Regions from separate parts of the Mus musculus genome. Here regions 1, 2, 3, 4 and 6 are each linked to region 5. A link is a loop called in an ENCODE intact Hi-C map of the cell type or tissue named here. Cell type or tissue: heart. All regions are shown on one strand. Region 1 has its middle 11 kb from the start of Gm23609. Region 2 has its middle 17 kb from the start of Gcm1. Region 3 has its middle 3.2 kb from the start of Gclc. Region 4 overlaps Gclc (glutamate-cysteine ligase, catalytic subunit). Region 5 overlaps Klhl31 (kelch-like 31). Region 6 has its middle 40 kb from the start of Klhl31.

Region 1 (5,000 bases), 370 kb before region 5:
CTTGTTTCAGGTCAGGAGGGTAAAGAAGCTGGAAGTGTGCCACCACGTAATTTTCCATCCTTGTCATCTAGCTGGCCTCTCCTATCTGCCTACCAGACATCCTGGTCCCTCATTAAGGAAGCCAGACACATGGTGGACAAGCAGCCTTATGGGAAATAGGGGAACTTTAGAGAAAGAATGAAGCCCAGAGTGTTAGGGACCAGAGACCAGAGAGAGACCCAACAGAAGCCCATGGAGGTTCTAAAACAACTGCACCAAAGTGGAGACTCTGGGAAGGAAGCAAATGTACATTGTCGTAATTATTCCCCCATCTTCTTAGCATGGCTTAAATGTGAACCCACCTTCTTGAGGGGTAGTCCCTTGGTCATGTGACTGATGGCACAGCTGGATTAACTCTTAAGGGAGGAGACAACAGCCCGTTTCTATCCAAACAAGGATTCCATTCCCCTTCTTTATTGTAACACAGGTACTAGATACATGTGATAGTCACGGGGCAGCCTCAGATGGCAGTCCTCAGGTACCTTAGAATTTTTTTTGTTTGTTTGAGACAATGTCTCTCATTGTCTTACAACTTTGACATGTAGTTCAAGCTAGCTGACCGGTGAGCTTTCAGGGATGTGTCTGTCTCCAGGTTCCATCCTACCTTTGATGGGATTACAGGTGAGCATCATCTAACCTTGCTCTTGATGTAGCTTCTGGAGATTTGAACTCAGGTACCTGAGCTTGCCAGGCAAGTGCTTTACTAATTGAGTCATCTCCCAGTCTGGAATATATATCTGGAATATATATATATATATATCTGGAATATATATATATATCTGGAATATATATATATATATGTATATATATATACACATATATATATACACACACACTATTTTATATATAATGTATATGTAATATATGTTGCATATATGTATGTATACACACATGTATGTATGTATATATGTATAGATATTCATTTGTTAATATTTTAGGTGTATGGGTATTTTGCCTGCATGTACGGCTGTGTACCACCATGCATGCCTGGTACCCACAGAGACCAGAAGAGGGGTTTAGATGCCCTGGAACTGGAGTTGAAGTTGTGAGCCTCCATGTAGTTGCTAGGAGTCAAACTTATTAGCAAGTGCTCTTAACTGTTGAGCCATCTCTCCAGACCTTTCAATATATTTTTATTAGTTCTTTGGAAATTTCAGTCAGTGTATTTTGATCTCATGTTCACTCCCCCTAACTCCTCTCAGATCCACCACCATCATTTTCCTGCATTTTAAAAGTGAATTTAGCCCGAGAAGTATAGCTTAATGGTGACGCCTAGGCTGTAATTCAGTCATTACTATAGGACAGAGGCAGAGCCCTACTCTATCCCGCACAGTAGCTTGAAGGTCCCCTTTTGCCTCAGGGGTCTCCATTTATGTAACACTCAGATTCTGTGGCCTCTACAAAGAAAGACTTTCATGCTGAACTCATATAAATCAGAGGAGGAGATTTAGTCTAGGGCATTTTCACACGTTACAAAAGGTCGCCTTGGGAAAGAAAGAGACATGGCCAAACAGGTTTCAGCTTCTCCGGTAGAAGTGCCAGGCAGGTTTCCTTATGATGGACTTCTGCTGGCATTCAAGTTATGTCTAAGGAATCTAAAAACCACCACCCTTTAACACCGTTCAGAATGTCGCCTCCAATGAGGTTTGAGAGTAAGGATTCCCTCTGTGAGCCAAGTTGAATGGTGGATGTAAGGGGTACCGTTTAGATTCAGGAATAAGGGAATTGGTAGAAACTCAAGATTACCTCATTTGGGCCCTAAGTAAGCACAATGTTAGTTGCTGTCCTTAATCTCTTTTGGAAAATTTGTATTGACTCTGTGAGCAATTTGGGCTTCATCAGTGGAACCTGAAGCTTACTGCCTTTCGCAGAAAAACAAGCAAACAAGCAAACAAACAAACGAAACTAAGAAACAACTAAAACAAAACAACTCACCACTACCACCAACAAAAACCAGATCAGATTAGCGGCTCTTCCCTCATCCAGGCCACTGTAATTCCCATCTGTCCTGCCTTAGTACTTCAGAACTACCACCAACCTTGACGTACACACACACACGTGCACACACACACACCTTTTCATCTTCTCTTCTAATTTCTCTTCTTTAGCTAAGTTATGGCCTCTGTATGACTTCATTAAAGAGCAAATGGACTAGAGAGCTGAGACTTATTGTACTAAAGTAACAGTGGTCCAGACTGCATCTTCAGCCACCCTGATGCAGTCCAGGAGACTAACAGTTGCCTGCTGTACACCGGACCCTCCAGCAGACGGCAGTATTAAACCAGGATTAAAAGATGATGATAAGGTATGCCTGAGGGGCAGAGCCCTCACCTGCCACTGACTAGGTCAGAAGGCTCCTCCTCACCCACATAAAAAGAAACAAAGAGATGAAACTAAATGCCGTTTTACTTGTGGCAAATAGTTTTCCATTCTCTGAGGTCATATAAGTTCCTTTTCCAGGGGAGAAGAGAATGGTGAGTTTCACATGCTTTCTCTCATATGCTGAATCTAGATTTATACACACATACACACGCAAGCACATACACACACACATGCACAAACACACGACATGTTCACTCTCACACATACTTCCACACACATGACACATTCATTCATGTAAACATTCACACTTTCCCTTACACAAACACACATACAAAATGGACACACACACACACACACACACACACACACACGGCAATTTTGGAGAAAGAAGGAAGCTGAAGGGGTGCAGATAGTAAGTCAACTAAGAGCAAAGTAAGGACATATGTGCATAATGATGTCATGGTGTGCATAATGATGTCATCAGGAAACCCATACATTTTTGCTTTGCTTTTTTAAAAAAGATGTCCCTAAAGCCAGGCACAGTGTCACATGACTGTAATCTCAGCACTGGGGAGGCAGAAGAATTGTGGTTTCGATGCCAGCCTGGACTACATAGCAAAACTCTATCTAAAAACCAAAAACCAAAAACAAACCCTCACTAATACAAGAGAAATGAGATGGATTTTTGTTTTGGTTTTTGGTTTTTGGTTTTTTGAGACAGGGTTTCTCTGTATAGCCCTGGCTGTCCTGGAACTCACTCTGTAGACCAGGCTGGCCTTGAACTCAGATATCCGCCTGCCTCTGCCTCCCAAGTGCTGGGATTAAAGACGTGTGCCACCACGCCCGGCTGAGATGGATTTTTAATATCATAAGCTCAAGTCAAGCTTTCTGAGTAGTGTAATCGCTAACACAATGCTTTTGCCTGCAGGCCTTGTCACCATGTTTGAAACTCCTGCCTCCTGAGAGTGCAGAGGAGGGAGTGAGTGAGTGGGCTGAAGGACAAGGAAGAAAAAGGAGGCAGGGGTCTGGGTAACACAGCTTGTGCACCCACAGAAGCTGCGGGAGCAGAGGTGAGGGGGCCGGAGGCTGAGGCACAGGTCCGAGTCTTAAATTAGTTAGTGAGTTGCGTCACTGGCTCTGAACCTGACCACCATCTTATCATAGAAAGCACCCCAAGAGGCCACCTTGCTCACAACCAAAACAGTCCCCGTTAGCCTCTACCCCAGACCTATGGTGGCCTTACCGCTTCTGATCTCCCTTGTAGTCAAATAAATTATCTCATTTGCTGTCTTTTCTGAAGAATTTTCAAAAAAAAAAAAAACCCACTAACAATGCATTCATTAGTTGTCTGAACCACATTTCAATTATCTCCCAATCATGTGCAGCTAATGTCTATGGCCTTGGTAAATGGAAACATGTTAACACAGAGAACTTGTGAATGAAAAACAGCCTGTCGCGGTGGGAAACATGGTGAGATGGCTTGCTGACAGCGGTGCTTGCTACCAAGGCTGCCACTCTGAGTTTGATTCCCCGAGTCCTACACGTGGAAGGAAGGAGTCAACTAGTGCAAATTGTCTTTTGACCTTTATATGTATACCTACACATGAATAAAAGTTTTTAATGTTAATGGGATTTTTAAAAAAATGTTTTGATAACAGTGAGTGGTGCTCTGGATGGTCTAAACACCCGTGACAGTCCTCAAGGGGTAAGGTGGACATCGGCTCCTAACGTGCACATACGTTCCAGGGTGTGTAACCGCAACCTAGAATGAGGAGGGGAAGTTGAAAAGAACAGAAAACCCTTACTGAGCAGGTAATCTGGACGTGATTTATCGTGGGAGGGAACAACATTGGCGAGTGATGGTTTGGGCAATTAGGAGAAGCTGTAATAGAAAGATTAGCTAAGGGCTGGAGAGATGGCTCAGTGGGTAAGAGTACCCGATTGGTCTTCCGAAGGTCCAGAGTTCAAATCCCAGCAACCACATGGTGGCTCACAACCATCCGTAACAAGATCTGACTCCCTCTTCTGGTGTGTCTGAAGACAGCTACAGTGTATTTACATATAATAATAAATAAATCTTAAAAAAAAAAGAAAGATTACCTAAGGTCCAAGTTAATAAGTCAACTATCCTTTGAATGTCATAGCCATGGCTGGCTGGCGTAAACTCCTGAAAGGGTCACTTTCATTTCCAGATGCCCTGACCTGGACCATCTCTGATCTGGCACACTGGGGACTCATCAGGATATCCAGTGATGTGGTGGGGGTAGAGGGGGCAAGGAGCTGTCAGAAGTTTTCAGAACAGCCCTAGGGCAGAAAAGCTAATCACACCAGGTCGAACATAAAGTTGTAAAGAGAAATAAAAGCATTCTTGATCCTACAGACTGGACTTTGTCTCCCACCCCACCCCATTAGCCAAATGTAAACCTTATTACATCAGAGCGGTCCTCAACCTTATCTGTGGTTTCAGTTCCCTGCTTAAATATGCTCTGAAATTGTTCAGTGGAAAGTTCTGAGCATAACCGATGCCTGTGCTGGAAACTACATTTTATTCTGAGCAGTATGATGAAATCTGTGTCCTGCCCTGCCCTGCATGGGGTATGAATCACTCCTGCTTCCTGTACACCCGGCTGTGTACACTC
Region 2 (5,000 bases), 380 kb before region 5:
TGAATACCAGTTGGTGCCACAATTCCCAGATTCATTTCTTGAGCTCAAACTTCTTTCTTCTTCTCCGAACTTTGTGACTTGACATGTCACCACTCACATCTCCACGTCCTTGCTTAGCTGATGCTAGAACCGACACCTCCTAACCCACTGCTTTGCCCACCGTCATGCTGCAGTCAGGGGCAGCCTGGTCACACCTAATCCCAGGAGAAATCTTGTCAGCTCCACCTGCAGAACAGCCCCTGCACCTGTGCACCTGGAGGACTTCACCCGGATCCTACAATCCAGCATCCAGCGTGATCTTACAAAAGCCAGAGCAGTCGTGTTTGCTCAGGACGCACTCTATCCTACACTTCCACCAGAAAAGAAGCCTAATTTCTCAGAAAACCATTCAAGATCGTTTCAGGGTCATCCAATAAAAAGATAACGTGACCTCCCCTCCCCTCCCCTGTTGCCATATCTTACATTTCTTAGAAGCTGTGATTACAAAGTCAGAAGAAATAGGTGAAATCTGGCTTTAGTGATGGAGGAAGAGGTCTCCAGAACCACTGTGCTAGGAACTAACCATCAAGTTACCCCGTGAAGAGAAACCAGAGACCACGGTGGATCATTGATACATAGACACTTACACATGGAGATCAAGTAACACGTGGGTTTCAAAAGAAAAGAGAAGTAAGTGAAGTGAGTTTTAGTAGTATGACTTTAAGGTCTTAAAGTTTTTGTTTTTATTTATTTATTTGTTTGTTTATTTATTTATTGTACATGGACTAGCATGGCCTCTCTTCACTGGGTGGTCTGGAATACTCAATTCAAGAGTGCACTTAGTCCAACATAGTGACACCTGTGTCCTTTGCACACTGATGGGAACATGGGCCCCACATGTTCAACTTGTATTTCTGGATCAGGTAGTGTGACAGTTTGAGTAGATGCATCAGGGGTGAGAACTCTGGCATGACTTTCCTGGGTGACTCCGGTCCAGCTGCTGGTGACCCATCTTACCTTCAGATGGCCGACGAGGGAAAAGGCAAGAATATGCTTTAACCCCATACCTCACAAACATTCTTGTCGCCACATGAAACCCATACAAATAAAAACGCATTCTCTGTTTGCATTTATTTAGCCTTTTCAAATGCCGTCAGTCTGGACCAGCCACACTTCCAGGTAGTTGGAGTCACATCTGGCTAGAGGTCTCCACGTTGTGTGGCGGGTCTGGAACCCACAGTCTTCTGTCCATCTCTCAGGCTGCACCTCCCACTGCCCCCAACCTTGCTCACTGCTCTAACCTCGGGCTTCAGCTGAGGAATAACACAGCCTGGTCCCTTGCTCTGCATGGCCCTCTCATGGATGCCCACACAACTAGTAGTCACCTTCCCCTCTCTCCTGCCTGTTCACGTGACTGACTACCATTTAGATGGCAGCCATGGCATTTCCCACCTGACCCTGAAGGTTCTCTCTGTCATTCACCTCCTCCCCTCCCTCCACTCTTATCCCCTCTGCTGATCTGATCTTCTGTCGCTCATCCTCTGCTCTGGTAGTGAGATGGTCCTAAAACCTACAACACTCTCCGGTACACAGCAGACCCCGTTCCCCTCCCCGCTCCCCCCTGAACACTTCAAGAGCGAATGGATTCATGAGGAAGCCAGTCCATCTTCCCAGAGGGTTTTCAGGTCAGGGCTTGGAGCCAGGGCAGCAGCAGTGACCTTGAAGTGGTGACATAGGAGCTACTCAGTCTGCTGTCAATCACTGAGGAAGGGGCCAGCTAGAGTCAAGGCAGAAGGCGTTGGCTAAGTGTCTAGTGTATCCAGAGGGCTGCGTAGACAGAGCTATCACGAGGACATAGCTGCTTAAAGGTTGGGGGTTTGTCAAGAAGGACACTGAGGAGGATTATAGGGGAAAGAGGGTCAACAGCATGAGAAAGGCCCAGCTCAGGGGCCAGGTGTCATGGTGGAGTCTCTGAAGGGAGTATATAGGGCCCAATGACAGAAGTGGGTCCCTTCATATACTCGTGAGCATGGGGCTCATTCCACAGCTGTGGGAAAAGATTACATTTTATGATGTGAAACTGTCGTTTACAATTTTTATTTATTTGTATGTGTTTGTGTGTTTGTGCGTGTACACATGTGAACATATATACATGTGTGAGTACAGATACACATGGAGGCCAGAGGACAACTCTTGGGATGTGGCTCTCTCCTGCCACCTTGTGGGATCCAGAGATTTAAAAAAGGGACCCACTGTGTCACATACCACCTGTTCAAGGATCCGGTAAGATCAAGAATGGCCACTGGGCTGAGGAATGATGTCAGTCACTGCTAACTTGGACCCGAGCAGAAGAGGTAGAGAAGTGGGAGTGGCTTCAGAGATTTAAAGGAGAAGAACCCATAGCTGCAGGTCTCCCTTTGTAACCCAGGTCGGCTTAGAACCCACTCCTACTAACTCAGCCTCACCAAATCTGGGATCACAGGCATGCACTGACATGTCCAGCAAGATGGTGGACTTCACTGGAGAGGAGAGTACTGTCTGGTGGTGGTGACGGTCGAGGAGGAAGGTTTCGGGTTTTCCTCTTCTTCTTTTCTCTTCCTGCTCCCAGCCCCAGCTGCGGCTGCTCCCTTCTTCACCATCACCCCTATCGTTCCCCTAAAAATCAGATAAATCAGAGTAGTCTGATGCGCGAGTGGGAGCAACTTTATAGGACAAAAGGTGATGATGCAGGACAAGGTAAAAGATAAGATGATATCCTTGAATAGGGGTGCTGGAGGCTTGGAGTATGGAGAAACTGTGGCAGAGGGCAGCAGGACTTCCCTAAAGGGTCACAGAGTGGAGAGATTTGGAATATGTGGGTCATAGGCTTCTGTACCACCACGTGACATAAATCTAAAGCAGTCATAGACAGTGCGTGCAAGACTGAGTGCTAATAAAGGATTATGAGGGACCAGCAAGATGGCATAGTGGTTAGAGGTGCTCACACACAGACCTCACAACCTGCCTTAAATTATTTTGCTGACACTCTACACCTTAACTTTCCTTAGATCCCACTCTCTCTGGGTTTTTCTCCTGCCTGCTAAATGCTTCCTCTTAGTCGCCTTTCCTTGCTCCCTTTCCCATCTCTGAGAGCTGGAGAACACTCCAGGACCTTTTCTCTTGGCTGACTCTTGCCCTCTCCTCTGCTGGGTCCTTCTTCCGAACAGCCTTTGAACCCAGCTCTCTCGGTGATGAGTCCCGGTCTATACCTCTGTCTCCGTCAGTGTTACTATTGCTGTGGTGAAGCACCATGACCAAAAGCAACTTGAGGAGGAGAGGGTTTATTTGGTTTACCTATCCTGAATCCATCGAGGGAAGCCAAGGCAGGAACTCCATCTGAGCAGGAACCTGCAGGCAGGAGCGGATGCAGAGGTTGTGGAGGGATGCTACTTACTGGCTTGTTCCTCATGGCTTGCTCAGACTTCTTTCTTATAGAACCCAGGACCACCAGCCCATGTGGTTCCCACTCAAAATGGGAAGGGCCCTTCAACATTAGTCATTAATTAAGAAAATGCCTATAGGCTGCCTTACAGCCTGTCTAACGGAGGCATTTTCTCAACTGAGGATCCTCTTCCCAGACAATTATAGAACTGTCCAGAACAACTTCTATCTCTGTCCCTCTACAGAGGTTCCCAATTCACTGTCCAGCTGCTCTTCAGGCCTCTCCGCATCTAGTAATCAACACAAACCCAACATTCCAGGAGAGCCACGCCCAGAATTTGATTACTACACTGCCTGCCCTCTTGGACAACCTCTTCTCTGTCTGCTAAAAGAATCATGTCCCTCCCTGGACGAGTATATTTTAACAGGAGACCCTTCACTAGATCCCCTAGGGTGGCGAGAGTCTGAAGGTCTGTTTGGAAGGGTGAGAAGTTATGGATTAGAAGACAGGTTGGAGAAGTGACTTGGGAGTGAAGGGCCCTGGCTGCTCTTACGGAGGACCCAAATTTGGTTTCTAGTACCCAAGTTGTTTTAAAGATGGAGAGAGTTCTTAGAATTAGAAAATGTGCAGGACCCGGTCATCCTAGAATGGGTCCACACTAGAGGATGTTTGTGGAGGGGAAAGAACCAGGTAGGAAGGTTGAGTAGAACAAAGACAGAAGCACAAAGGGCAGACGAGGGAAGCCTGGGGGAACTGCTCTCTAAAGAAAGAACTCTATTGTCAAAGTGTAGAAGGTCTGGATATGTTATCTATATTATCTATGTTGTTATCTATCTATCTATCTATCTGTCTGTCTGTCTGTCTGTCTGTCTGTCTATCTATCTATCTATCTATCTATCTATCTATCTATCTATCTATCTATCTATCTATCTACCTACCTACCTACCTACCTATCTACCTACCTATCTATCTGGTGCTGAACATGAATGGAACCTCACCCACTCTCAGCATGTCTTCTACAGGGTGCATCTCTGACTCCCATTGAAACTTCTTACCTACTTTCTTGGGGCAAGAAAACCATATGCAGCTCATAAATGAAGAGTGTGACCTGATTCAACAAAAAATTCTTTGTGGGCACTTAAACTTGAATGCCACATATTTTCTGTGTGTCCTGAAATAGTCTTACTTTGAGTTTGGCAGCGGTTTGAAAAATGTAAATATTATCCTAACACAAGAGCTGGCAACAGATTTTCTTTGTCACTGTGGGAACTTTCTATAGACAGTTCTGGATCACCTGTCCCTTCCTGGGCTCTGTACCACACACAGTTACCACAGTTCACGCTTCAGACCGCTTTCCTTTCTGTCTATTTGCACAAGCGGCTAGAGCCTTGGTACGATTTGACAAATGGACCCTCATTGTGGATGCTGCAGGGTGGAAAATATTGGTCAGCTGTGGGCTTGGGATCAGGCTGACCAGTAGGCACCCCCGTCTGGTCCAGGGTCAGGCAGGAACAGAATGGGGTCTCTCCTGACTGACCCAGTTCCTGTGGGAGGAACTGGAGCATGGTGCATCTTTGCTGGCGGTGGCTAGCACACTTGA
Region 3 (5,000 bases), 95 kb before region 5:
CATAGAGTTGATTGCTGGTTATTTACATGCGTCCATGTATGGGCAGGGATTAGATATATGTATATCATCATTGTAAACCCTGTACGTTAACTATTTGCCAATGGGATCTCTGGTCGGCACAGAGATCACTCACTGTGCAAAAGAGGTCTTGTCTTGTCTTGTCTCCAAGTGTGCAGTGTGAGAAGTTTCTTCAGAAGTTTCCCCACCTTCAGAACCGAAGGTCCATCCAGCGGTGGTCATTCTATTGCTCAGGAGAGCTTTACCCTGAGTGCGGAAGGCTCTGGGAACTGGATTCCGTGGGAACGAAGGGAAGGTACCTTGCCCGAATAGTTATTCGATTAATGTTTTGCAACTGTATAAATATATGCAGTAACTAGATGATCCATTCATGTACAGAGGGCAGAAAACATTTATTACACCCTCCCCCCCCCCACACACACATTGTAACTACATTTTCAACATGTAGTTACTTAGAGACAAGATCTCACTAGATAGCCCAACCTGGCCTTGAACTCCAGGCAGCCATCGTGCCTCAGCCTCCTGAGTGTTGGGATTAGAGGCATGGACTTCCACATTTGCTTTAGATTTAATAGTTAATGAACACTCATCACAACATTCAATGAACACTAATCGATGAATGCATGATAGGAATATTTCCTCATTGAATGAGGCCATCAAAGAGCTTGGGGCCACAGATACTGAAAGTGTGGCTGTGATTTGCACAGTGGAATGCATTTAAGTATGTGCACAGGTTAGATGGCATCTAAAACTGAGGAGACATGATGCTGTCTCTCTCTCGCACATAGCTGGAATAATATTCTTTTAAAAAACCATTCTAACACCACCACCACTCAATCTTCACTACTTACTGCCCACTACCTTATTGTGTCCTCCCCACCATCCTTGCTAGGTTGTTAACTATGTTCTGATCCACCATTCTTTCTTCTTTTCTGGGTGCTGCAGATTCTCCAGCTGATACACTCCTTTGAGTCCTGACTACTCTGTGTTGTGCCTGAATTTGTATCACTATATATGTTGGATACTGGCTTTCCTTAGAGTACCGGTGATGTCTGTGTGTTTGTGTGTGTGTGTGTGTGTGTGTGTGTGTGCGCCCGCGCACGTCTGTGTGTGTATTTTGTACTTCTAGGGAACTGTTCAATATAGACTAGTGTTTAATAAGCCTAGGTTCTCTGTGAGCAGAACAGGTATTGGGAGATGGGGAGAGAAGCTGTTTTACCTGCATGTAAAGTACCCCAAAGAAGATTTGGTTATTCTCAAAGTCTCACCTCACATTTTCATACACCTGCATGACTCAGCAGGACAGCTGCCAGCCTCAAGTGATTATTGAGCATTTGGAATCCTACTGACATGACATAAGAAGTGAACTTTTAGTTGTAGTAAGCTTAATTTTGGGGGGCTGGAGAGATGGCTCAGCGGTTAAGAGCACTGACTGCTTTTCCGAAGGTCCTGAGTTCAAATCCCAGCAACCACATGTTGGCTTACAACCATCTGAACAGCTCCAGTATACTCATAAAAATAAATAAATACATCTTTAAAAAACTTGTTTTAAATGTATTTCAAAATTGATTTCAGTGCCAGTGGTGTCTCCCACCTATAACACCCCCCTCCTCACCACTACCCCCCCCCCACACACACACACTGGATGCTTCGACAGAATTACCACAAATTTGAGGCTAGTCTGGGTTAGAGCAAGACAACAACCAACCCGTTAAAATTTCATCTTTCTCTTGGTAACCGGGACACTTTTACATACATTTGGAACAAGTTGAGAATGTGCACTCGACTTTTTAACTGTAAATTTTATTAAATCAACATGCAAATGAAGTCTGATGAAAATGTAGTGACTCGGGGGATACCAGATTAGAAGACTTACTACAAAAATGAAAATATCTCATTAAAAAATCTAGCCAGGTGATGGTGGTGCATGCTTTTAACTGCAGCACTTGGGAGGCAGAGGCAGAGGCGGAGGTGGAGGCAGAGGCAGAGGCAGGAGGATCTCTGTGAGTTCAAGGATAGCCTGATCTACAGAGTTCCAAGTCAGCCAGGGCCTCAGAGAAACCGTGTCTCAAAAAACCACACACACACACACACACACACACACACACACACACACACACACAACCTTAATAGATTTCAGATATGTTTGGTTAAAATAAATAACCCATTGTTTACATTACCCCCACTAAGTTTCTTCTTCAGTTTTTTAAGGCAGCTACTAAAACAATCTGACATGTCTGTGGCCTCCTGCACTCCACTTAGTTGAAAGAGCTGGTGTAGGCTTTAGTTTACACGTTGGAAAGTACTTTCCCTACACACCTGCTGTTTTCTCACAGAGAGATCATGAAGCAGTCTCTAGGGAGAGTGTCAACTCAGTGTCAGGAGGAAAAAAGATTTGAAAAAAAAAAAAAAGGAACTGATAAGTTCTAGCATAGTCAAATTCTGGCGCGATACTGAACACTGGATTTACTCTGTGATCTGGGTTGCCCTGCACTGAACTGCACCGCTCTCCTCCCGTGCGAGGGTCTCCGAACTAAGGACAGTAACTTGGCCACAGACACTGTGGCGCCACTGGGCAGATCTGTTTCCTGAGTGTGCCCTTAGCTATGTTTGAAAAGAAAAGAGACACCATCAGGAATCAACGCTCAGCAAATAGCTCCCTTCTGCCAGAGCTTCCTTTGCACCCGCATGTTCCCAAGATTGCACTGTTACAGACGGCCGGCCGGTTGAGCTCCAGCCCCGGAGCTCATTTTTCAGCAGACGGAGGAGGGATCGAGAGGGGGATGCTATGGGGAGAAAGAGCTCCCAGCTTGCTCTTCCCAGGAGAAGCAGCTTAGGGTCTTGGGGCACCCAGCGGTGCGAGCAAACTCCGCGCGCCCGTCGCGCTAGCGAGCGCGCGCGCGCGCGCAGGCCCCGTCCGCAGGCCGCGGGAAAACCCGGACGCGGAGCTGGCACCGGCCCCGCAGCGCCAGGGCGTCGCCGCACGCCCGCCGTTGTTGTGGTAGCGCCGGCCACGTGACCATCGGCCCGCCTTTCCACCGGGCTCGCCGTGCCGCCTCACCGTGACTCAGCACTCTGCGCGGGCTGGCCGCCCACGGGGGTCCGGTCCCGAGCAGAGGCTGCCGCGTTCCCCGCGGGGAGGGCCGTTGTCGTAGCAGCCGTTTCGGATGCGTGCGTCGTTCTTCGGGCGTCACGTTTCCTCGTTGGCTGCTTCTCTGAGATCCTGTGAAGGAAGCGGAGGCGTAGTGCCTTGGGGACTCTTATGATGAAAGCTCCCCAGGGTCTGAGAGCGCCTAATGGCCTCCAGTGGGTTTCAGTGTTAACTCTGGACTGAATCTGCTAGTTTAACGGGGAAGCCGAAGACTGGAACTAGTTCCCAGGCTTTTCTCAATGAGGCCACTGAGAACCATGTCAGGAATATCTATGGGGATCTGAACTGTGGCTTCAGCTTGCTTTCTGCTACAGCACAGAGCACAGCCTGGGTGAAGCCCTCGGCGGTCCTCAGTGGGATTCCAGATGCGATACTGATAAGTTGTTACCCCGCTGCCGGGAAAATGAGCCAATTCAAACCAGATTATATTAAAGGCAGGTTTATTGGAAAGCTGCTCTCAGGCGGGCAAGTGCCCCCAAGGACCGAGGCAAGAGAAATCGCCTTGGGGGAAGGGCGTGGATGGATGGGGGGGGGGGAAGGAAACTCTCGCTCAGAGAGAAGGGGAGTCTAAAATGTCTTGATTGTAAAAGAAAGAGCTTCTGGGGGGAGGGCAGCCCAGCCTCTGGGCTGGAAAATTCAAGGTTGGGGCTGAGGGATGCTAGGAGAACTTAGAGGCCAGGTCTGATTTGGTATGTAAAATAACACCTCAGTCTCTTGTCGGGGGTCAGAAACCAAACTGATACCACTTACCATTCACACCTCCTTTGACACCCTCCAAGGCCCTCAAAAGTTTACTTGAAGAAGAGCTTCAAGCTGTGTTTTAAATTTAATTGATGGAAACAGCCAGTACCAAGAGATGTGGCAGGGATTTTATTTTCATCCTTTATTTGAATTATCCTTGGGATTTGTTCAAATCCAAGGAAGTCTCTTGTTTCTTGTGATGAAAGAGGTCAACGGGATATATTTCACAGATTTGCATGATTTACGTACTGCCAAGGGACCTGTTATGAATGAGTCTGGAAATCACCCCAAACATCCTCTGATGCCAATACTACTAAAGGAGTTGGGGACATGAAAATACTTTTGCACTGTTGGAACTCACGCTGTTGAGATGTGCTATTATTTGAATAAAAATGGAAAGCTCTTGTGTGTTGTTTGAGACAGTTTCAGGAGGCTCAGCCTGGCCTCAGATTTACTGTTGAGCCAAACAAAGAGAGCCTTGAACTCCTGATCCTCCTGCCTCTACCTCTCAGGTCCTAACATCACACACCCTTACTCCTCTTTTAGTTTATTTAGAGTTTTGAAATGTAGAGATGTGTTTGTTTTTCTGTAATTACAAAGACAAGTGAGTGATGAGGGCCAGTATGGGAAGGAGCAAGACACAATGCTTTACGAAGCAAGTTCTCACAGGACATACAGATTGATGGATGCCAGACACATGGCTGGTGAGCTCCCATACCCATACATTTTCTATCTAATGAAACACTGGGGAAGAAGATACAAGTGCCAAGCTGATGGTTTGGGACAGGGAGGGCTAAATCTGCACCCAATAGATTTACTCTTTCTTACTGGAACATGGTTCAAAACAAAACAAAACCAAAAAAACTTTATACTGTGAAAATTTCTAACATCATGAAAGCAGATATAATGGCATACACATCCGTTCTTTATTATAATCGGTGTCACTACATGGCTAATCTTGTCGCTCTTAGGGATGAAGATAGAGGAATGCAAAGGATGGTTTCAGCAAGAGATTGGGAGCCTGGGAAGATGGGAAAGAATGAGTGGGTCAATCTTCAGACAAATGGTTTCCTTCATTCTGTAAATGGGA
Region 4 (5,000 bases), 130 kb before region 5:
CTAAAGTGTTTGCCTTGTTAGCACTAAGACCTGACTTTGATTCCCTAGAACCCCCACCAAAAGCTGGGTGTGGTGTATGTGTTTATAGTCGTGGGGCCAGAGAGGCAAAGACAGGCAGATTTCTAGGGCTCGTTAGCTCTAGGCCAATGAGTGACCCTTATGGACAGTGCTTGAGGAACGGCAGCTGAGGTTGGCCTCTGGTCTCTGCATGCATGTGCACACTTTATGGAGTAAGGATTCAGTGTGGAATGGAGCAGGATAGGCAGAGTACTGCTCACTGTCTGTGGTCCTATCACCAGGATTCTGTCTTGATGTTTTCTGTCCCAAGAATGTGGGGCAGTGTTTATTACCTATTTACTAAATTGACAGAAGGTCATGAAGGAAAGAGGATGCTGAGATGTAAGACAGTCACGTGTTTCTGGGTGTTGTGACGCAGACAGAGTCTGTTGGACATGTGTTTCTTAGATCTATGTCTGTCCTGTGACTGTTAGGCATGTTCCTGTGCATTACTCTTTAGTTTTGCAAAGATACTGCAGTGACAACTTTTCTAGGATGGTGTCTTTCCTTGGTAGCTTGGGACAGAGTAGGATTCGTAGGTACATCCTGAAAAACCCAGCTTTAGAAAACTCTATGAAGAGGAGGGACTGGGATTTCCAAGTTGCAGTGTAACAACAGTTATCGTAAGTAGATTTCCTAACTGCCTTCCTGTCTCTAGAGCCGAAACACTCTGCGCATCAAGTCAAGCGGAACGCCACGCTAAACGGTGACTTTCATAAACAGTGACTTTGGTGGGGAAAGCAAAACCAAGGAGCTCTGACCCCTGACAAAGGCATAGCACGGGAAGGCTGGCTTCTGTTGCCCTCCTAAGAGATCCCACGGGAGGAGACGTCACTAGGACACTGACAGGAGGGAAGGAGGACCTGTGAAACACGGAGATGAGAAACCAAACCCGACACTTACCTAGAATCTGGTTTTGAAACCACATAATTCTCTTAAGTAGAAAAAAGGAGGAGGAAAAAAAATCCATAGCAGGCCATGGCCTTTTTCTGAAGTGTAAAGATTTACTTCTCTGAGATGGTCTGGATATGGAACCCACACTGGCCTGAGCTCACACTCCCTCTGTAGCACTGGGATGCCAGGCAAGCACTATAGCACTCAGCAAGCTCACAAACTTGGAGGAGTTTTGTTTTGTCCAGTTAAGTCTACTATTAACTAAAAAAGTACTTACCATTTCTTTTTGTGCTTTTCTATAATAAATACTTCTTTCAGGTCCCAGTCAGAAGATATAAGGCAGGGACTTTTGTAGCTACTTCTGAGTTCATCTCATTGTGTCACTACAACCTTTTGAAGTGGGATACTGTAACTGGTTATGTTGGGGGAAGTACTAAACTCATACCTTAAATAGATTAGACAACTGTGTCTTTACATGAAAATGCTTGTCCCCACCAGTAGGACTCACTTATTTGCATAAATCAAGTGTCTCAAGCGAGACTGTCACTTTGTGCAACCCTGAAAGACCCTGGTTCAATATTAAGCCAAGGAAGGGCTGGGTTCCAAGAACACTCCCAGAATACTGAAGCCACACATTTTAAGTGCTGCAGCTTAATGATTAATTCCAGAAATGTTTGTACTTAAGATAAGAAAGCGGGTAACACAGTCAAAAGTCAGCCTTGTTTTAAATGATGTGTGACCGTTCTTAAGGGAACATTCTGGCGTCTGTTTGGAGGCTACATATCTGATTCTACTTAAATATGCAAAGGAAACAAAATACCTTTTCATGCTATAGAAACATGTAGCATGGGAAAGTCTGACTTGGGTATTAAATCTAAATTATCTGTACTTTCAAAAATAACAGTTGGGAGGCTAATGTGACAACTGTGTGTACAGCTGCAGCCCTAAGAAAAGAATGCTGAGTTTTGTGCCCTTTGTGCTGTGGCTACAGTCAGTTTAACTAAGTAAGCCAGCTCAGCATGGAGGCAGCAAGGGCAGAGACGACCACGGGCCTGTGTGGGCTGGGAGACTGCACTCCCCACTCTGCTCCTGAGGGAGCCTGGTGCAGTCACTGTTGGAGGCCATCAGTTATTTGATTAGTCCCAGCAAAAATTTTAACTGTTCGAACAGAGAAATACTATTGTATCTCTAGTGTAATTTAGCCAGGGGCAAGGCAAAGACTGTTAAATATTTATTCCTTTTAAACCACGAGGTAGCTTTGCACAAGAATAAAAATTTAAATGCCAAACAACCTTTGCCCTTGGATCATAAAGTCACTGGATTCTCTCACCAGAGGTCATTTTCAGAAATAGAGATCTGAGCCTTGTATAATATCCTCAAAGGCTGTCACTAGATGGCGGTAAAAAATCAGGCATCTAAAAAGGGCATTCACCAACATCTGTTTACCAATAGATACCAAGTTTAGTAACAACCACACACCTCTGTGGTAAACTGTGAATTTTCAGTCAAAAGACAGCTACAAAAGACTTTACTAAAGCAACATCATTTTTCAGAAGGTAAGCTATCTTTCGAATCAGATTAGAAGGTGACTTTAAACCAGACACATGCATAGTGAAGAGGACATTTAAGTCTCCATACAACACAGGCAATACCTGGAGACAGCAGTTGCCCATCCCGAATCCCATGGCATCCATGTAGATATGGTCTGGCTGAGAAGCCTTTGATGCCTCCGCATCTTCTGGAAATGTTTCTACAAATGGAGATGGTGTATTCTTGTCCTTGAATACTGCATTATTAATGAAAAGAAGAGGAGCTGAGAATCAAGGCTGCCGGTTGGACTATGCTGCCCCAGCCCCAGCCCAGCCCCACCCACTTACTTGGCACATTGATGACAACCTTTTCTCCTCTCCGATGCCGGATGTTTCTTGTTAGAGTACTACAGCAAGCAAACAAAAGGACAGGTCACCCAACAACTGCCACATTAGAATCTGAGCACATCGAACTGAATGGAACTGAATCCTACCGCAAACTAAAAATCCGAGACTGGCTCATGGCACGTGACATGCTACCCTAAGGGTTTCCTGAAAGGGGACTGGTGAGCAGCAGTTCCTGCGCTCTGCCTGGGGACCACCCCTTCTTGCTCACCTAGTCAGCACAGGTGTTCATGGCAACCACAGTCCAGCTAATTCTAACATTACTCATGAAAATTCCAATGATTTTAGTCAAATTTAAGAACTTAGGTTTTGGTTATCACTGAAGTCTCAAAATCACTTGCTTCAGCCCCCGATCCAAAACACAGACTGATTCTTACCTGATGCGCACATTATGGCCACCGACACTTGCAGTCACTGGTCCTAATTCAAACTCACAATTTTAACAGCACAAAGAGAGGAAAAAAAATTCCTCTCAGATTTTTGAACTGACTCTAAATTGCAGCAACACTTTAGATAGATGAGGTTTGATAAATTATGAAACCAAGGTTCACTTATTTTATGTTATATGACTCCTGCTTTGATCCCTCAGTCAGGACACGAGGACCTCCTGTGCTGGCCTTTCCCGTGAGGGATTCTGGGTAGCTTTTATAATCATCATGATCCATCTTTGCAGCAGCTCAGTGTTTTCTTTTTAACACACGCAATAATGGCTCTTTAATCCCAGTACTAGAGAGAGAGGTAGGAGGATCTTTGTGAGTTTGAGGTCAACCTAGTCTATACAGCGAGTTCCTGTATAGCCAAGCTTCCTAGACAGACCCTGCCATGAGTAAGTAAACAAACAAGCAAGCAAGCAAATGAATGAATGAAGGAACAAACAACAACCCCTGCCTCAAATAAACAAATGAATGAACAAGTCAGTCAGTCAGTCAGTCAGTCAGTCAGTCGATCTCTGTCTATCCTTACAAAGACTTTGAATGTACAACTGTGGGAGCCTGGAAAAGGAGTAAGCTGAGAGTTCCCTGTGTCCCTCATGTTGGGTCAGGGGCTTCTTTCCAATATAGAAGAGTTCATAGGAAGAACCAAGATCAAGCTGGTGAAGGACCTAAAGCAACTTCAACTACAGACCTAGGTACAAGGAGAGTGCCTATGCTAAGTGCTGTAGCCACCTGACCGTGTCAGAGCAGAGGGCAACGTGGGTGAAGAGAGATCCCAGCACTAACTTGGACAGGGAAAGGAAATCTCCCAGTACATGTGTTTGTAGAATCAGGACAGAAAACTGTCTGTAAACAAAATGTAGGAAAGGAGCTACGGCCTGTAAAGACGGCTCTGAAATGGACAAAGCAAACCTGTATGTAGGAAGCAACATGAGCAGATAGTGTCTGCTGTCTCCTCTGAATCCGACGTGTGGGTGAGAGGAATTCACAGACCGCAGAGTCTGAGCCTCACTCACCCGAAGCGGGGGTGCTTGTTTATGGCTTCATCTGGAAAGAAGAGGGACTTTGATGCGCCTCCTTCCTCTGGGTTGGGTCTGTGTTCTGGCAGTGTGAATCCAGGACAGCCTAGTCTGCAACCAATGGAGAAGGGATAGGTAGGAAACGGCTTCAGAACTGATTAGCTGTATCTCGCCGCAGTCGGCCAGGGTTAAACACACCTACTGTCCATCACTCCCCATCCTAGAGGGTGGAGCAGTGTTTGCAAACCAATGTAAATGCTGGCTCCTCTGTGGCCCTTTTCTGTACTATAATGTCCTGCACTGGGGTCTCTTGTGTTTATTCCCACTGATTTTGACTCCACTCAGCATATAGGAACATTTCCTCAGCTTCCCCCAAGGTCTGAACGAGCTCCTTGGTGCTGCACCTGCTGCTGTGAGGTTCAGGTGCTCTCTCCAGCTTTGGAACTAGCCAGATACATGTTCAAAATGACCTTTAACACCGTTCACTACATTACTCCAACCTCCTGATGAATCTGGACCAGCTCTTCTGTTTTTGCCTCGGCTATCTCCTCAGAAGTCCCTCAAGGTTAAGCTGTGTCTCCAATGTCCCCGGTATACACCAGAGTGCCCTCTGATAGCCAAGATCCAACCTTATTGTCTTACTTTAACCTTAAGAAGAGTTC
Region 5 (5,000 bases):
AGGGGCTGTAATCGGGCTGTGCTTTGCCTCTGGAAAGCAACCTCGTGGGCTTTACATCCTACCTTACCAGCTCCAACTGAGGTCCCTCTATTTTCTGTCTCTCTCCGCATGTTTTAAATCCTAAAATGTTACAACGAGTTGACTTTTATTTCATTCACAGCCCTAGGTCCTTCTTTTCACACACCTCTACATTCTCTATTGAGGCACAGCTATTAGTGCACATAAATGAATTACATCAGTCTATTCAATTATTTGTAGCCCCCAATGAAGCACCCTTTTCTCTCTCAAAATTACCCATATACTGTAGGCATAAATTGCAGAGGTGTGTCTATACTGCCCTGATAAGATGTGATGGCTGCCCTAGCAAGTCGTGGCCAAATGATCCCCAAAATATTTGCTCAGAGTTTTGTTTTCCAGCCTGCACAGTCATGGAGGCAAAAGAGCAGGTGTCTTTAGGTTTTCCCTGCAATTGATGGAACTCCTCTTTCTCTCTGTATCTTTGTGCTAATGGTGTCTTACTTATTTACAGTGTTTATAGTCTGTTCCTCTGTTCCTGAGCATCACTGTTGAATACCCCAAACAGAACTTTTTGTAAGGGGTGATGAGGAAGGTTATCTCAAGAATGTTTTATTTGAACCACTTTTCACAGTTGGAATAAGATGTAGCCATCCCTCAGTGTCCTTGGGAGACTGGAACCAGGACATGCCCCATCCCCTGCTGGGATACAGTGTCTGTGACACTCACGTCCCATCTACAAAGTGGCATGTACTATTTACATACACCCTGCTCACATCTTCTTCTATAAGTTATATTGTTTCTAGGGTATTATAATATCTAATACAATGCAATTGCTATGCAAACTGTTGTGCTGTATTGCTGGGGGGGGGGAGAAAATATTTGGTACATGTTTGCTATGCAATTTTTTTTTCAAATATCTTCATCTTGGGTCTAGCTGCACCTACAGATGTGTTAACCCACAGACAAGGGGACTGGGCTTTAGACATGACCATGACAGCTACAACACACATGTAATAGGAAAGGCTGGGATTGGTAATAACCAAGATACAGTTCCAGATGCCTCTCCATCCCTCCAAATTCTCTAGTTGTACAGAAGGCATGGATGATAGGCATTTCCTTCCCCAAACAAATATACTATGAAGATAAACTGATATATTAAAGGAAAATATCCATCATTTACTACAGTTCTTCCCCTTTCTTCCAAACTTGGCAGATAACTCAAGGAAATGGTAGCAGGAAAATACACGTTGCAAGGCAGGATGACATAAGCCTTTAATTTCAGCACTCGGGAGGCAGAGACAGATCTTACTGAGTCTGAGACCAGCTTGGTCTACCTAAATGAGTTCTAGGGCAGCCAGAGCTACATAGTGAGACCCTGTCTAAAAAAAAAAAGAAAAGAAAAGAAAAAGGAAAAAAGAAAAAGAAAGAAGAGAAAAGAAAAGAAAAGAAAAGGAAAGAAAAGAAAAGAAGAGAAAAGAAAAGAAAAGATCCAACCAACCAACCAAATAGATACAGTTTGATTTGCAAAGTGGTATTAACAAAAGTAAATCATAAAGAGCATTATTTTGGGGGTTAATATTTTAAGTTAGCTATCAGCACTCCTCAGTGAGGAACCCATCTATTCATCTGGTAATTGCCAAGTCCGAGAACCCCAAATATTTCCTTCATCATCTCCACGTGAACGAGGGGTCAGTAAAATTACTGCTATTGGCTGTACAGCCAAAGGCTAAGCTGCAGTTAATGATATTCATCCAAGAACATAGTGTGATTTGGTGATTATTCGGGCTAATGTTAGAGGCAATTTGACCATACCTGAGTAAGATAAAGCTGTACCCGATGGTACACGCCTGTAATTCCAGCCTACTGGGGATGCTGAAGCAGGAGGAGCAGCCTGGCAACCTAGTAAAATCCTACTTTAAAATAAGAAAGAGGGCTGTGAGTGGTGGCACACACCTTTAATCCCATCACTCAGGAGGCACTGGGAGTTTGAGGCTAGCCTGGTCTACTTAATGAAACCATGTCTCAAATATTAAAATAAAGCGAAGACTGGATATGTAGTTAGCTCCCGGGTAGAGTACTAGTGTGTACCAGGCCCATCCAGAAAAAAGGAAAAAAAAAAAAAAAAAAAAAAAAGAAAAAAAAAACAACTCTGTCCATATAAGGATTAGAGATACAAGTGGAAATATTTCTAAGAAAAATGCCAAATGATTTGAATTTACACTATAAATTAAATGACAGGAAACTGTTCCTTTTCTGAGAGTAGGATTTTATGTTAGAAAATGGCAGAAGCTTCAAGGACAGAATGAGGGGGTATACACCGTTAACCCCAAACTGCCACCTTGTCGTTTCCTAGGTAGAATGTATAGCTTTCCAGCCACATCCTGTTAAAAGCTTTGTGGCTATGTCATGAGATCTTTTTAAAAGTTCTTTCCAGTCAAGTAGGGACAAAGAATAATTTTCTGTTGAAATATAGAATTAAATCTTTATAGATGTAGACTATTTTCATTTGCAAATGTGAAGTGGGTATTTTCAACTTCCTTCAAAGAAACAGAGAGGAAAATACTCCTTTGGATAGGAAATTGTATAGACGAGTAGGTTTCACGTGTACACCGTGGGAAAATCTCAGCGTGTGTGTAACTGCTATGAATTTAGGAAGCGAGCCTCCTTGCAAGAGTGCCTGTAACAAACTCTAGTGGCCACCCAGTGGCTGCATAATGAAATTGCTTCTTTTGTTGGCTACAGCCCTTTATTATTTTTTTTTTTTTGGAGGGAAAGACTGAGGTAGATGGTGCTAAACTAAGAATTTAAAGCGGTCCAGGCACTCCTCTGGATCGATTTGAACCACCGTCACTGTAGTAAATGGTGTATATTTTCCTGGTGGCCCACTCACAGTTTGACCACATTGGGAAGCAATGCGTTCAGATACTGACCGGCACGGAGGACACCGAGCTGGCCCGTGACTCTCGGGACACGCTGTTGGGCATGGCCAGCGTGCAGCAGGACACGCCCACGGTGGCCTCGGGCAGCTCGTCGTCCTCCGTCCACTCGTTGAGCTCGGGGTTGAAGCACTGGATGCATTTCTTGTACTTCTTCTCGCCCTCGTTCCAGCCGCCCAGCAGGTAGGCTCGCCCGTGCAGCGCCGAGACACCCGCCGTGCTCACGCCCACGGGCAGCGGCGCCACGAAGCTCCACTGGCGCGCTGCGGGACTGAAGCTCTCCACCGTGAGCACGTCCACGCGCTCCCCGCGCGGCCCCAGCTGGCTGCCCCCCATCACGTACAGCCTGTCGCCCAGCGCCACCGCGCAGTGCCAGCCTCGGGGCGTGCTCAGCTGGGGCAGCTCCTGCCACGCGTCGAGCGCGGGGTCGTAGGCGCACACGGAGCGCGAGTACGCACTGCCGATGTAGCCGCCGGTCACGATCACGCGGCCGTCGGCCACGGCGCTGGCGTGGCAGCAGCGCGCCACCTCGAGCGGCGCTTTGGGCTGCCATTGGTTGGTGGAGGGCACGTAGCACTCCAGCGAAGCCAGGCTGCCCTCGGAGTTACGGCCGCCCACCGCGTACAGCAGCCCGTTGAACACGCTCAGGCTGAAGTGCGTGCGCTTCTGGTTCATGCTGCCCAAGTGAATCCAGGTGTTGAAGCGGGGATCGTACCTGAGATGAGAGAACCGTTGTTGCAGAAGAGGGAATCGTGATCTTGTCCCCACCTCCTGCAGGGAAGAGCCCCAATTCAGCCCCGCCTCTAACTTCCCCACCCTGCTACAGGTAGGGTTCTGCCTCCCCCCACCCCACCCCGTCTCATTTAGAAAAAAAAAAGGGGGATACTCCCCTCTCTCCCCATTCAGAAGATAGTTCCTTTAGCTATACCCTCAAACAACCAAACCAAATAACAAGAAGATCCCACCGAAATCTCTTCGCTCTTACAATTCCCCCCACCCCGTTCTGTCCCCGGATTTAATGGGCCACAGGAGAGGAACTGGGCGTAAGAGGGAACCTGTACATTAAAGGCAATTCCCTAGTCATCTTAATTTCTGACTCCGTCCTGTAAACAAAAATAGCAATGATACTTGTCCTGTTTTTTGGTTTTTTTGTTTTTTGTTTTTTTACTTTCTTAGTTTGTGCCTATCCTATTATTTTATGTGATATTATCTTATTAAATGTATAAAAATGTTAAATTAAAAAAAGGTAATTCTACTCATTTTTCAGACACCAATATCCCTAGCTCTTAATAGGCATTGCCTGATTAGATTTCTTCTCTTAAAAGGTTCTCACTGGCCTTGGCCATTCATTGCACTGCTAGAAAGCTAAGCCACACCTCTGAACCTGTTAGAGAGAGACCAATGGAATTATGTGGAAAAGCGTCAACAAAGGATGGATCTCTCTTAATAGTTTCCTACTGGTAAAAGTTCCAGTTTATAGATTTATTTTATTTTATTTTTATTTATTTTTATTGCTGTAATATTTTCCACATATAAAGGTTTTTTTGTTTTTGTTTGTTTGTTTGTTTGTTTTCAAAGAAAACTAGCTTGAGTATTAAATGTCAAGAAACCCAGCTGAATTCGGGGAAGTAGGCAGAGCCAGTGACTACATGGACCCTTGTTCACAGAGTTCAGAAGTTCTGTCAAGAGAGTTCACCCTTGTCCCAAATAAAATCAGAAGTGTAGTTATAGATAAGAAAAAAGCGCTGGTCTGAAGCTGTGGCTTGGAGGTAGAGCACTTGTTTCACATAGGCAAGGCACCGGGTTCAAGGCCCAGAACCAAGAAGGAATAAAAAGTCTGAAAATCAATTGCTTGGATTTTTTTTTAAATAATATACTTATACATATAAATATAAAATATATAGAGATAAATTATATAATATACTAATTATATTGATATATCACATGCATATATGAATATAGAATTATATTTATTATGTTTGTGTGTGTATGTGTCTGTGTGTGTGTGGGTGTGTGCATGTGAGTGCAGGTGCCTTTAGAGGCTAG
Region 6 (5,000 bases), 60 kb after region 5:
CCTTGTTTGGAGTTTTTGTGTCTCCTGTGAAATCTCAAAATGGAGAGTCCCATCAGCTTCTGTCAGACACATCCTGGAGATTATCTGGAGAGTTCTCAGGCACCAACCACTCTGGGGGAAAAGCCCAGAATTGCTTTCTTAGATGCACCTCCCCCTCCACGTGATCAGAAATGTAGTTAGGATGAAGAACTGCTGTGTTAGCTTCGAGGTCCCAGCATATTGGTAGATTAGGAAGATGGAGAAGCCAGCCATGTTTCAGTAAAGGTGCTGTGCTGCCTAGCCTTATAGCAATTTTGAAGGAACTCTAGCTAGCTGGAGCATGACACATATGGTTCTGGCAAACCTTGCCCTTCTCCCTCATTCCCTCTGCCTTGCTAAAAACTGTTAGATTACATTCCTAAAGCTAGCCCCCAAGGTCTATTTCCTTATTTGTCCATTTCCTCTTTCTGAGGCCGACTGTCATGGTCCAGTTATCAAAGGATTGAAGTCATCCAGCAATCCAAAGCCCTCTTTGCCCTCCTGGCAAAGGCAATCAAACACCATGTTAGTTGTGGTGTTCTTATATCAGCCAAGGCCAAAGCAGTTCTACGGTTATCCTAGCTTGATGCCTAGCTTGATGGCTAAAGCTGTTTTATGCCTAGAACTCATATGAATCAAATCAAATTCAGGCAGCACAGCCGGGGAGGAAGAAGACAGAGGTCTGTGGACTGCTGTGCCACCCACAGATCAGCACTAGGCAGGCCTTAGACTTGCCACTACATGTTATAGTTGCTTGTATTCTCATGCTAATTAGGTTTCCCCCAAACCTGTTTGTGGTGTGTCCCACATGTAAAACTGAGGGACCCCCCACCTCCAGTTGGGTTTGATTGGTAAATAAAGCTGCTCTGGGCAGAGAGACAGAGGCTAGATTTATTATTATTATTATTATTATTATTATTATTTTGGTTGTTTTCAAAACAGGGTTTCTCCGTATAGTCCTGGATGTCCTGGAACTCACTCTGTAGACCAGGCTGGCCTGGAACTCAGAAATCCATCTGCCTCTGCCTCCCAAGTGCTGGGATTAAAGGCGTGCGCCACCACTGCCTGGCTAAAGTTTTTTTGGTTTTTGTTTTGGTTTTTTGGTGTTTTTGAGGCTGGACTTTTAGGATTCCCCAGGCAAGGGACCTAGGAGGAAGAAGGAGGCATCTTCCAGTCCAGGAGAAGGAGAACCAAGACACCACACCAGAGAGAAAGAGCAGCATGGCGGACTGTAGGAGCTGGGGTAACGCAGCCCGAGAGGGCTGCATATCTGGGTCTAGGATAGCCAAGATAGAATATAGGTTTTAGTAAAGTAATAACTTGGGAATATTGGATAGAGGTAGTTTAGCCACGTGGAGGTTAGGAAGTAGCCCAGCCATTGAGCTATTTAAGGCATATACAAATATAAAGGCTGTGTAAATGTGTCTTTCATGCAGAAACCCAGAACACTGGGGCAGGAACTCAGCCGAAGTTGCTGGTAGGATAGATTTGAGTAGCATTAACTGGGTATTGCTGGGTACTGCTACACCATGTAGCACGGATGGAAGATGTCACCCCAGGCCCCGGGCTCTGCCAGCTACGTGGCCAGCCTGCAGTGGGAGTCTCCACAGTGAATGGGAATGTAGTGGTCAGATGGGAGAGAAAGAGAAGTGGAGCAGCTTGAACGTTATAAAGAGAGATAGACATCGAGACTCCAGGGTAGCCTGTTGAAAGTGGCCAGCCCTGGCACCCGGGGCAACAGTGAGGTCCCACCTCAAGCTGCCACTGAGGGCCGTGTCTGAGTCTGGGGTTCAATACCAACAAGTCCATGTTGATGTCCCATGTGACCACTAGTGAACATGAGGACGTCCCTGGTCGAGGCAGCTGCTGGGGACCATGTGGATGTCCAGGGACGTGCAGAACTAGCTCTGTGCAGTCGTTGGAAAGTGAGGGGTAGAAAGAAATGCCTTAAGAAACAAAGTGTCAAAGGCACACACGTTTGCATACTCTTTATGCTGTTCACCCAGCCCTGGGCTCCCAACAGCAGTGAGTGACTCCCAGAGGGTAAGAGCTTTGTTATGTTCAAAATGTTAGAGCAGCTGTACAAATGCCCACTACGGAAAAACTCCTTCTGGTCAAGAGAACAGAATCTTTGGCCTGGTGGAGACCTAACATTCTAGTTGGGCCAGGCAGTTACCCTGGGACAAGAGACCACCCCCAGGGAAGTAAGCTCACCTTAAGCCACGTTAAAGAGATAGGCTTGCTATTGTTCCTTTAACAGGATACTGTAATTTTCTTTTCTATGATCCCCACCCCCCAGTACAGTCCCTAGGAGCCACCATGAGCTTTGGAGGGAGAGGTACAACTTAGACAATTTCTTCCTCCCTCCTTCCCTCCCTCCCTCCTCCTCCTCTTCCTCCTCCTCTTCCCCCCCCCCCCACCTATCCTATGCATTTCCTGATACGTTGGGCGTCCATTCTCTTTCTCTAATGCTACCTACCTCTCACATCCTACCTTGTAGCTGCTTTTTCATCATGTGTCTGATTTCCATGCCAGCTTACATTGAAATCCATGCTTGAGTTCTTTTACTAATAAGACTAAGATTCCCGAGGGGGAATCCTAACCCCTGTAATCCCATGGTCAGTTCAGACTTAACCTGCTTCTTCTCGCCATAACTTACAGCGCCCCTAGTGGGGAAAATGTCCTAGGAAATTGAAGCAGCCTGCCCTGCCCCCTAGTGGCGATAGCCTAGAAGAACATCTGTAAAGACTAGCTGGGAATTATCGCGAGTTTCTCAACCTACCCTGTCATTTTACCTTTAGTTTGGTATATATATTCACACACGCACACACACATGAGAAGCTGTGTGTTTGAGAAAAGGCTTGTTGCCATTCTAATGGGGTTAAATTTTCTAATAATGTTCCACATTCTACTTGACATGAGTTCTTTTCCTGTCCTAGATTTCCCACCCCTGGTGCTAGCACACCTGGGCAAAATGGGGCTCTGTAGTTTCCAACACTGTAGTCTCTCGGAGCAAATGCTCAAATAAAATTCTATAGTAATGATCTAACAGCAAAGTAGCCTGCTATGGTCCCCGAGTTTAATCAGGCTTACTTATAGAAAGTTCTTTTAGCGTCTGCGTTTCACTGATACTGATTGGAATGGTGGTGACATTTGCATCTTATACAATTATTTCGTGATTGGCTCCTCCATACTGCCGACACACTGGAATGCTGTTGCCAGGAAAGACTGTCAAACTCAAAGATTACCCATCCCGGCAGCTTTTTGGAATTTACCTCCTGTCACCTGTAATCTGCTGATAAGACAAAGAGACATTCTGATGTCTTTTTTTTTTTTTAATTTTAGTTTTATTTTAAATTTATTTTTTACACTCCATATTCCATTCCCCGGCCCCCATCCACCCACCCACCCACCCTCCGACTGATGTCTTTTTAAATATATGGGGGGGGGGCAGGGGACTGGAAAGCAAAGAGCACCGCATCCACAGAGAGGTAGAGTGGTCCTATTGCCTGGTAACAGTGCTGTTCTTTGGTGACGACATTTTTCTTTGTGTTTGTTTTGCAAGTTGCAACTGTCTTCAAACTGCAGTCACATTTTGAGACCCAATAATATGGTTGGCAGCGTAATTTGTAGTTACAGGGTCTTTTACAAAATGATGATATTTAAGATTATCACGCAATTAGGGCAAAGGAAAATAGTGCTCATTCTCCGAGCTGAGGATGGGCTGCGAGTCTGGGTTCTAATTAACCCAGCAGTTGATTCACTGTTGTTTCTGTAGCTTGGGAAAGTGATCATGACAGTCTATATTCCCAAGCTGGCCTGATAAAATGTATGCCTGTTTACTGGATTCTGTTTGCCTCGCACACAGCTGGGAGAGAACATGTTTTTCTCCCCCAATAAATGTGTACAGCACCGCCCCTGGAATTATGCAAGTTTCCGCAGATAAAAGCAACCAGCCAGGCATTTTGAACAAGCACAGAACAAGTACAAATAGCAGTGAGGCTTAAGAGAGAAAGCGCTATTTCCAGTGCTAGGTAACAATAGACGCATTAAGAGCCCTGGCGAGCTAGAAGCAGGATAGGCGGGACGAGAGACCTCTTGCTCCACATTGTGCCTTCTGTTTGTGGAGTTAAGGCTTTAACTCCAATGCTAATATGGAAAAGAAGTCTGCTTGGGAACTGCAGGTTTCTGCCTTGTTCCAGGCAACCAGAGATTAAAAAGAGTTGTGAATTCCCTTCCTGGTATAGCTGTGGAGCTGCAGAGCCCTATGAAAAGAACCAAAAGGGGTTTGTTAACTGAGAGAGGCAGAGATAGAGAGACAGAGAAAGACAGAGAGTGACAGAGAGACTGAGACAGAGGGACAGAGACAGGGACAAAGAGAGACAGACAGGGAAAGGGAGAGAGACAGAGACAGTCAGAAAGTGGGGAGAGTGAGAGGCAGGGAGAGAGGGAAAGAGGAGGGGGGAGAATGCATAGCATTTGAAACCTCAAAACCCACCCTCCGTGATATACTTCCTCCAGCAAGTTCATAGCTCTTAAACCTACTCCAGTGTCACAAACTGGGGACCAAGTATTCAGAAGCTTGAAACTATGGAGACATCTTATTAAGCCACCACAGTCTGGTAATTGCTATTTAGTGCTTCATGTAGGGTTGGGTTCTCTTGGGCTCTTCTTGTCCATGATGAAATACAGATGAATGGATAGTGTTACACAGACACACACACACACAGACACACACACACACAGACACACACACACACACCATGCACCATGGATAAACAGATTTGATCTTACTTATACCATTTAGCACTTTTTAACTTTCTGAATCTGTTAAGTCAAGCTTTTAAAAAACTTGTAAAGCAAGTCGGGTGTGGTGGCATACGCCTTTAATCCCAGCACTCGGGAGGCAGAGGCAGGCAGATTTCTGAGTTCGAGGCCAGCCTGGTCTACAAAGTGAGTTCCAGGATAGCCAGGGCTTAGTC

The links. Peaks named below come from ENCODE experiments on the same cell type or tissue, not always from the same donor. Only the 100,000 strongest peaks of a DNase experiment are listed, where the experiment ranks them.
Region 1: a loop joins it to region 5, with 4 times the contacts of the local background. A loop is called at or near these places in 12 of 42 quality-filtered maps.
Region 2: a loop joins it to region 5, with 7 times the contacts of the local background. A loop is called at or near these places in 10 of 42 quality-filtered maps.
Region 3: it touches region 5 in a loop (4-fold over the local background); 20 of 42 quality-filtered maps call a loop at or near these places.
Region 4: it touches region 5 in a loop (6-fold over the local background); 20 of 42 quality-filtered maps call a loop at or near these places.
Region 6: a loop joins it to region 5, with 2.6 times the contacts of the local background. A loop is called at or near these places in 2 of 42 quality-filtered maps.

Annotation. Positions count from the first base shown.
Region 1 is chr9:78,022,326-78,027,325 of GRCm38, reverse strand. No RefSeq gene overlaps it. Among named protein-coding and RNA genes, the nearest start is that of Gm23609, 11 kb to the right of the region's middle. In heart, a CTCF peak has its summit at 2,290 (motif pointing right); a DNase peak (open chromatin) is centred at 4,995; H3K27ac peaks cover 241 bases.
Region 2 is chr9:78,032,725-78,037,724 of GRCm38, reverse strand. No RefSeq gene overlaps it. Among named protein-coding and RNA genes, the nearest start is that of Gcm1, 17 kb to the left of the region's middle. In heart, a CTCF peak has its summit at 2,196 (motif pointing left); no DNase peak of the experiment used is centred here.
Region 3 is chr9:77,748,835-77,753,834 of GRCm38, reverse strand. No RefSeq gene overlaps it. Among named protein-coding and RNA genes, the nearest start is that of Gclc, 3.2 kb to the left of the region's middle. In heart, no CTCF peak of the experiment used is centred here; a DNase peak (open chromatin) is centred at 3,074; H3K4me3 peaks cover 2,082 bases; H3K27ac peaks cover 1,802 bases.
Region 4 is chr9:77,778,971-77,783,970 of GRCm38, reverse strand. It overlaps Gclc (glutamate-cysteine ligase, catalytic subunit), which reads right to left. Exons shown (of 16, transcript NM_010295.2): 4 at 4,336-4,449; 5 at 2,829-2,887; 6 at 2,604-2,737. Among named protein-coding and RNA genes, the nearest start is that of Gclc, 27 kb to the right of the region's middle. In heart, a CTCF peak has its summit at 2,344 (motif pointing right); no DNase peak of the experiment used is centred here.
Region 5 is chr9:77,653,796-77,658,795 of GRCm38, reverse strand. Klhl31 (kelch-like 31) reads right to left here. Exons shown (of 3, transcript NM_172925.2): 3 at 1-3,669. The coding sequence ends at 2,937. Among named protein-coding and RNA genes, the nearest start is that of Klhl31, 20 kb to the right of the region's middle. In heart, a CTCF peak has its summit at 2,715; no DNase peak of the experiment used is centred here; H3K4me3 peaks cover 1,157 bases; H3K27ac peaks cover 699 bases.
Region 6 is chr9:77,594,266-77,599,265 of GRCm38, reverse strand. No RefSeq gene overlaps it. Among named protein-coding and RNA genes, the nearest start is that of Klhl31, 40 kb to the left of the region's middle. In heart, no CTCF peak of the experiment used is centred here; a DNase peak (open chromatin) is centred at 2,685; H3K27ac peaks cover 374 bases.